Linked DNA regions of Mus musculus: region 2 is linked to region 1. A link is a contact called in ENCODE Hi-C data. All regions are on one chromosome and are shown on one strand. The core of a region is the stretch at or near the end of the contact, and the rest is flanking DNA. Distances in the headings are between cores, read along the strand shown.

Region 1 (4,269 bases), core at 733-3,232:
TCATCTGTTTAATGTCTCTGAGACCCAATGGTTTTATTAGAACTTAATCTGCTCACATTTGTTTCCATTTTTAGTATACATATTATTATATTTTTTTGTTTCCCCTTTTTCTTAATTTTTTGCTGACTGAACATGCTTTTTATTATTATAATATCCTCTAATCTTGACCGTGAATACGTGCATTCAATTTTAATGGTTTAGAAATCCTACCTATACATTTCTCTAGATATTAAATGCAAGTGGCCTTTCTGAGTCAGTGATAGAGCACTGTCAGCAGGACCCTGGTAGCGGTAAAGTCGCCGTTTACAGGAAATATAGCTTCATGTTAGTAACAATAATGGCAGAGCTAAGGGTGACATTACAGAGCACTTGAAACTGTTCTCTTTGGAGGTATATGAGGGATAGGATAGAGTCTTGCTATGAAGCCCAGACTGGGCTCAAATTTGCAATCCTCCGGTCTCAGCTTTCTGAAGACTGGAGTGCCACTACACCAGGCTCTAGAAATGCTATCAGAGGGCAGAGGGCAGACTGCAAGCTCCCCACTGACTTCCTCCCTTCCTGTATGGAGGGTAAACTATAGTTCTAACCAATAGTGTGGAGTAGAGGCATCCAGGAAACCAAAGCTGGGACACAGCCAAGACCATCCTGGGGGGGGGGGGGGGGAATGTCAAACTTTAGGCTCTGAGGCCCACAGACACTAGGACAACCTGCTACAGGATCTACAGGAGAGAAGTTGCCCAAGGTGTTTCTGACTACCTCACGCCTCATTACTAGAGTGACCAGCTAAGGTATCTGCTCTAGAATGAGGCAGGATCACAGGAATGCTAACACATCCTCTAAAGAGCTAAGGAATTCAACTGAGAAAAGCAGCCAGAAGTCTGACTTTCCTAATGGACAGCTAAGAAGTCAGAGGACTTGGACCCTGTAAACTTCTCATTTCTGAAAATGAAGTAGTTGTCAATCTTTTAAACATTGGTATGACTAGGGGTGGGAGGAAGGAATTCTGGCCACAAAATGCATGTGTTGGTTGTACAGCAGTGTGTGTATGTGTGTGTGTGTGTGTGTGCACATTTTACATTTACAATGTATGCATTTGAGTAACATTTAAATTCCATACTTAATTTTTCACAGACTGGAGCGACAGTAAAGAAGGAAGAGGGATAGAGATCTAGGAACAATCGAAATAACTTCCAGGAACTCCGATTTACTGCTCAGAAACTGGTTAGGTAGGACTGCCAAGAATCGATAGACTGCTAGATAACAGTGCTTTTGTTTAAGCATAAGTAGATCAATTTTAATTATTCAGGTTTATCGTCCCAAATGGAGAGAGCCACCTTTCAAGAATTAAAGGGATTTCCCCCAAACCAGTAAATAAGTGGTGGACCTAGGATTTGATACCAAAGCTTCTGACAGCATCCAGTGTCACTTCCTGTGCACGTGCAAACAGTCCTCTTGCTGTTCAGGCTCCGAGAGAGGAGAGCCAGAGTCCGTCCATGCACATTGCCCTGGGTTGTCTAGGAAAAAGCGTCCCACTGAAGTCAGCTTGTCCAGACAGACAGAGAGCAACTGCTTCCCTCAGAAACTGTGGGGGGATTTTTGGGGCATTACATCATGTAAAGGCTTTCCCCTTCCCACTCATTCGAAAAGACTACATGCACGGAATCTGTGAGCCCTTGGAGCAGTTAAAGGGAAGTTGAAAGGTTGACAAAGTTCTCCTGATGGTGCCCCACACAGTGGAACGTTGTTTGTGTGGTTGCAATGTAATGGAAGCTGGAATTATCAGGCTTTGGACCATCTGCTCCCAAAGTCAGAGCCCTCCCTCCCTCCCTAGCTGGCTCACTATCTGGCATGCCACAGGGCCTGACGCCATACACCAAGTTGGCTTCTTTCAACCTTACGGAACTGGATTGCAAATAACCAAGCTGTTTGTTCATCTTTATGGCTAATCAAGATAGAAGGGAAATGAGGAGTTTCTTTGTTCATAAAAAGAATGGCTAGGGACACAGAAAAGCCATGCTGCTACACAGGTCTCCTCCAGGGGGGGCCCTAGAGCTGAGAGGATGAAGGACACATGCCCCATCCCTAACCCAGATACTAGCTCCAAATGATAATGACTAGCAAATTGAAAATTAGAATTTAGTGTTCTCCAAAGGAGTCTCACTGGGGACACAAACTGTTCCTCAGGGTAGGGCATGCCCAGGAGTAAATGCCAACAGAAAGCAAGCTCAAGGGAGTCTTTGTTGGGTCACTGCCTCACAATGTTGGGTCAGGCTTTTTTCCTTGTCTTTTTCTTTTTGTTTTTTTTTTATATATGTATTTTTTTATTCTCTCTTTTTTACCTTACAGGTCTTTTGCATACATAGCATCACAGTATTATGGAATTCCCGAGAATGAGAATGTGTGTCTCTTTTTCTTGTGTCTTCCTTGGGCTTTTTTTCTTTCTTTCTTTCTTTTTTTTTTCTATTTTGTTCTATCCCAATGTGTAGATTTTTTTATTCCTATTTTATCATTATCCCATAGAAGCCTGTGTATTTGCTAATGAGAGACAGAAAGGGGGTGGATCCTGATGGGAGGGAGGTGGGGAGGAGCTAGGAGGAGCAGAGGAAGGGAGAACCATAATCAGGAGATATATATGTATATGTATATGTATGTATGTGTATATATATATATATATATATATATATATATATATACACGTGAAAAAAAAAAACAAAACTATTTTCAATAAAAGAAAAAAACCCTGAAAGATAAAATAATATTTAGAAAGTCCCTATTTTAAAAGTGAATTATGAAAACACGAGTGTTCTCAAAATGATAATTATGTAATTATTAGGAATAAAAATAATTGTTAGTCATAAAAAAAAATTCCTGTTGTCACCCAGGATGAGGTTAAGAATCACAGTAAATACAGGATTCCAGAAGCAGGCAGGACAGTTCTAAGAACCATGATGCCTGTGTTCATACGCTACTCAGTGTGTGTGTGTGTGTGTGTGTGTATGCATGTGTGTGTATGTATTGTGTATTTGTGTGTATGTGTGTGTACGCATGTGTATATATGTTTATATGTATGTGTGTGTGTGTAAGCTGGAAATTAACATCAGCTCTCTTCTTCAATTTCTCCCTCTCTCCCCACCCCCTGTTCCCTCTCCCCACCCCCCCTCTCCCGCTCCCGCTCCCCACCTGAAGTGGGGTTTCTCACTGACCAGAGCTCACAGGTTCTGCTGAACTGGTTGCCCAGCAAGCCTCAGGAATGCCCCTCCGACCTCCACTTGGATTACATCCATCTACCAGGGCATGGATTATAAGCACATCACTTTAGACCACTTTTTATGTGGGCCCTGAAGGTTAAACTCAGATCCTCACACTTGGATGGCAAGAACTCCTACCACTTTGCCCCTGTCCTTTCTTGTAGACTGAAGGCGTGCCATTCTTGATAAGTAGAGAATTTTAGGCTCAGGAAGTTCTAGATTAGCAAAACAACTGGTCAAGCAAGGGACTTCACTTCTGAGGTGCTCTGCATGCAGACGACAAAGGCTATTTGGGAATCAGGAGGAATGAAGTTTAGATCATTCTAGGAAGCCTCAATTAGAGCTCCACAAAACAGCTATGAGCCTGCAGGTGGTACTGCAGCACTTATTACAACATTGCCATGATAAATAGGCAAGAAAAGCACCATTGTTAATGGGAAGCCATGTGCTTGGGAGAATTAAAACCATACTTAGAATCAGCCCTGGGCTCTGAGGGAAGAACAGGTACCCTCACTGAACTTCGGGGAAGTGTGTGTATTATAAACACTTACTTAGTGCCTTTTGGAGAAACCTGGATTAAAGAGATGTGTTCTTTAAGGCTCCTGGTATTAAAGTGGGTGTTCTCTGATGGAGACTCCAGGGAGAATCTGGTCGTGGGAAGCCCCAGATTTATGCAGGGTATAATTAGAGTGGGGGTCATATCCAGCTGAGTAACAGCAAACCCAACCTGATGTGTTTATCCTATTTTTTTTTTCCTGGACTCTGATTTTGATTTTGAAGTGGCTGCAGACAGCCTAAATTACATGCTCTGCAAAGGAAGTAAATTTACAGAACACAAACATCTGTCAAGAGTTTATTAATTAGTAATAGTCATAATGAACGAGGAACACCATACTTTGTATATCAACATCTATTATTTTCTTTGCCTTCAATCAGCTCTTGGAAATAAAGTTGGTACTCTGGGCAATGCCTAAAATTTACTAAATTACTGTTGTATATACCTCAATGACATACTTAGGTA
Region 2 (4,289 bases), core at 1,030-3,529, 37 kb after region 1:
TCCAGGACAAGTCCTTCTGAGCTAACTCTACCCAGCGGAGAGCATGACAGCATCTTCCAGTAAAGACCCTCGATGCTCAAAGAGCCATGAGCTTGATTCCAGCTGCAGCCTAATTGGCGTGTGTGGGGCTGGTGGCCTGGCTACGTGGGTTGCTGGAAGGCAGCTCAGTGGGGCCTCCGTACGGAAATCATCAGAAATCTAGTAGACTCCATTGGAGGACAGGCCCCAGGATGGCCAGAGCTCTGGGACCTAGATTCCCAGGTTCTTAGAAATGAACAGGTTGCAGCAAGAAATAAAAATGTCCTGTGTACTTTAGAATAAAAGTATAAAAGGAATAAAAGAATATTTGGCATCACCGTGGAAAGTGCTCAACTTTAAAACTACAGCTATAGTTAGGAACACATTCAGTTATCCAAGACTGTGAGAAAAAACGGAGTATCATGAACATTCATGAAACCTGGCTCATGGCGGCCAAAGCACCTTGGCACGGTCAATTTAAAAGACACAGGCATTCTGCTCTTTGCTACCTACCAACTCTCTGGCAGTTCCTTTTTGCTCTTGTGTCTTGTTGTTACACGGTGCCTGGTGACTGGTTACTTTGTATCAAATTGCTTCTTGCTGTCTCATAACCTGTTATCCTGTTCTAGCCTCACACCCAGCGGTGGAAAGACTGTCAACCGAGTCACACAGTAGGTTTAAGGGCATCCGGCAGTAGCTAAACACACAGAAGAAAATGTGTGAAATGGACAACGGAAGTAAGATGCGAATCCCTCCATCTGCAAATAAGTTCATTCTCCCTTTCTATCCCAGAGTTTGATCATTCCCTGCTTTCAGATCTCTTTGCTTTCCATCACGTAATCTAAAAGCGCTCATGTGATTCCCAAAGAGAAAAGCTACTCAGGGAAGACGGTGATGTCGCTGAGCGGATCCAGAACACTTGGAAAACCCAGTCTGCAGCTTCTCTTCAGCCGGCAACCGGCACTCACAGATATGTGTACGATCTGTACACATATGTGTACACCACCCCATGCCTCTGAGAGGATCAGCCTGGTGAACCGCAACTGGCAGGTAATCAGGGTAGAAGGCAGTGCCCTGAGCACTGTAAGAAGCAGAGAGCCCATAGTTTATGAAAGACTTTCTCTCTTTAAGAAGTCAAAAACATGATCTACAAACTTTTAAGTTATTTATCAATTATTGAAATAAGCATTTTTTGAGGAGGCAAAAAAAAATCTATCAAATGAAAATACAGTATTCAAATTATATGGAAGCTGTTAAAAGAAAACCTACCCAGGCTGCACACGTGTCCGCTGTCCCTGTGGGTCTACCTGCAGGCCCGCTCAGGAACCAGAGAGATGAAGGGCAAGGAAGATCCAAGACAGACTAGCGATTTTCAGAGAAAGAGACCAAATCTGCTCACTGTAGAAACCCTGAGGGGTTAGGAGCCTATAGCCCGGGGATATTCCTTGGAGATTAAGCAAGACCCAGTCAAACCAGGTTCCACACAGACACACCTTTTGTTAATCTGAGTTCAAAGTCTAGCCACAAACCGAGGATCTGGGTCATCCCTATTGGATTTCTCTTGCACTAGTTAAGTTTCACTGTTCTTTCTTTGAAAAGAAAAGCATGCTAAAGTAGCGGGAGATGAAGGCTGAAGGGAAGCGGTCCACGATTTAGGGAGAGGCCCCGGGCGCAAAGCCCTGACCCGAGCTGGCCGCCCTTTCAGGAGCAGACATAGGCACCTAGAGCGCGCCCATACCCGGGATCAGGCTGCCCGGGAGCACTGGAGCCAAGTTCTGGGAGCCCTAAACTCCAAAGTCACCCGCCCTCGGTGGAGATGGAGTTGCAGATGCGGTTCCCGGGCATCCCAGGGAGACCGCGGTTAGATCCATCGGGTCCACGGGCGGTCCTGGGTCGGTGCAGCCCCGCAGCGCTCAGCGGGGATCGCGGCATCTCGAGCCCCGGCAGCCGCCGCCCCTTCCTCCCGCGCGGGCTGGACCGCGGGCCTGAGCGGGGATCGCTCCCCTGGGCGCCGAGGACGCGGCCCCGACAACCCGCCCGTCTGCACCCCAACTCCGTGCACCCCGGACGCGCCCTGCATGGTGGGGCGCGGCTCCCTTACCGTGCAGCGGCTCCGGGCGGCTCCTCGGCCCCGCGGCGCGCGGGGCATTTTTTTCTGGGAAACTTCTCTCTGGGTCCGCAGGGCTGAGCCGGGGCGGGCAGGAAAAGCGCTCCGCGCCGGGAGGCTGCGACCATCCGGGAACTTCGCCGAGATGTGCGCCCTCCCCCTCGGCCCGCGTCCTCCCCCTACGGCCCCCGCCACACGCGGACGCCGAGGCAGCCGCTGGCCCTTCGCCCTTCGCCCTCGCCGCGCCCTGACTTCCGAGGCCGGCGGGACCGGAGCCTGGGCTGGGCTCTCCCCGGGGCGGAGGCCGAGGGGTCCGGACCTGCGTGCGCCCAGGAGCCGGACCTGGAAGGGATACCCAACCCAAGACGCTGTCCCTAGAAACTACCCGGGCCTCCGAGTGGGGTGCTCTCCCCCCAACACAGGGAAAGCCTTTTCCGGTCATCTCCACTCCGCTCCCGAATCAGAGGGCGCCCCCCGCTTTGAGAAACTTAAAAGTTTCCATTCACTGTAAAAACTGGCTTCTAAGATGGAGTGGCCCCACTGAAGCCCAAGGGCCACGCGCGTCCCCAATCCCCGCCCACTGGGAGCGCACAGCTCTTCCCAGGGTAAGGTGCCTATCGGTTGGGATTCTTGGAATCTTTTTTTTTTTTTTTTCCACCGACTTCTGCAAACATAGAAAGATCAAGAGCCGAGCGAGTATAAGGAGAAACCCGAGGCCCTTTCACATGGCTCTTGCCAGTTCTCAAAAACACCACTATCAGGCCTTAAAGGCAAGTTAACACTGGGATGACACATTAGAACATATACATTTGAAAGACAAAGACAGTTATGGTCAGTATAACTACTGGACCGGATAGTAAAGCTACCGAGACGACGTAGCTCTCTGGGTAAAGGCAGGGAAGCTTTGAAAGATGCACCTCAGAATGTGGCATCTAGAATGCCTCGGCTTCAGGCTTTCTGTGCTGAGTTGTCCCTATGTGTGCAGTCTCTGTGACATGCTTCTGGCGGATACGATAATCCTGGAAAGACAGCGACAGGGCCACCTCTCCTAAACTCTTATTAGCGTTTTTTTTTGTTTTTTTTTTTGTTTGTTTGTTTGTTTTTTTTTTTTTTTTGGTAGGAGTCTCTAAATGCACTCTTTCCTTTTTGTTTTGTTTTTGTTATTTTTAGGTCTCACCATGAATTCCAGGATGGTTACAAACTCCCACTGTTAACTGTATTCGTCTAAGGTCTATGCTATATTTGCCTTTTATGTATGTATTTATTTAATGTGTACAAGTGGTTTGCCTGCAAATATATCTATCTGTATCATGTGCTTGCCTGGTGCCACAGAGGCCATAAGAAGGTGTGGGATGCCCTGATAATGGAATTACAGACGGTTGGGAGCTACCACGTAGATGCTGGGAATCTAAGTGTCCTCTGTTAAGAGCAGCAAGTGCTCTTAACCGCTGAACCATTTTCTCCAGTTCTGGCGCATTGAGTTTGGATCTTTTCCTGGGTTAGCAGTGTGTGGTAAATATTCCTTCTTGTTGCTTGACAACACAGGGAATCCATGAGGAGGGTAAACAATCCATACTATGCTGCATTGTGCCGCCGGGTTGCTAAGCAGTGGGAGCAGCCAGGGACATTAAGTACACGTTCAGCTCGAGATGGTTTCTGCTGACATTTGGTCTTTCTATTGTAGACAGAGGCGCTCTGAACCTATTCTGCTTCTTGTTTCATGACTCCCATCTTGGGAGCCACTCTAACTCCTAATCCAGTGCCTTTGGACCTCCCACCCCCTTATAACCAGGACTTTATTTTGGTTACCTTCTCCTGAATAGATGGCAGTCTCAAACACCAGATAAGGGAGCTTACCTGCCTCATTGAGTTCTCACAGGAACCTCTGTGAAATAGGCATCTGTCTCTATTGTACACACTGAACAGTGCCCTCCAAAGCCTGGCTGACCTGCTCAAGATCTCTTAGCATATGAATTTCTAAATTCAGATCATTATGGTGTTAATACCTCGATCCAACCACCAAGCCATAAGTCTCTCAACTTGATTTCCTGTTTGTTCCACCTCTGAGCTGCTACTTTCAGGAGTGACCTGAATTAAGATCCCCGAATGCTAAGCCAGGAAAGAAAGACAGTGTTACAAGCTTTAGTAAAGAAGTGTTGGTGTC

What was found. A loop is a pair of places that touch in the nucleus more often than their neighbours do.
Region 2: a map of heart shows a loop between it and region 1 (5-fold over the local background). The contact joins the promoter of Wipf1 here to the enhancer-like site in region 1. A Hi-C loop is called at or near these places in 11 of 37 maps with a recorded cell type or tissue (T-helper 2 cell, adrenal gland, gastrocnemius and 2 more).

What each region holds. Positions count from the first base shown.
Region 1 is chr2:73,490,106-73,494,374 of GRCm38, forward strand. The region is part of intron 1 of Wipf1 (WAS/WASL interacting protein family, member 1); the gene reads right to left. Among named protein-coding and RNA genes, the nearest start is that of Wipf1, 37 kb to the right of the region's middle. Within about 2 kb of position 1,983, at least 2 of the 3 ENCODE cell types and tissues checked have a DNase peak (open chromatin) inside an H3K27ac peak, as active enhancers do; they include gastrocnemius and heart, where a contact is called at or near this core.
Region 2 is chr2:73,527,208-73,531,496 of GRCm38, forward strand. Wipf1 (WAS/WASL interacting protein family, member 1) reads right to left here and starts at 2,280. Exons shown (of 8, transcript NM_153138.4): 1 at 2,120-2,280.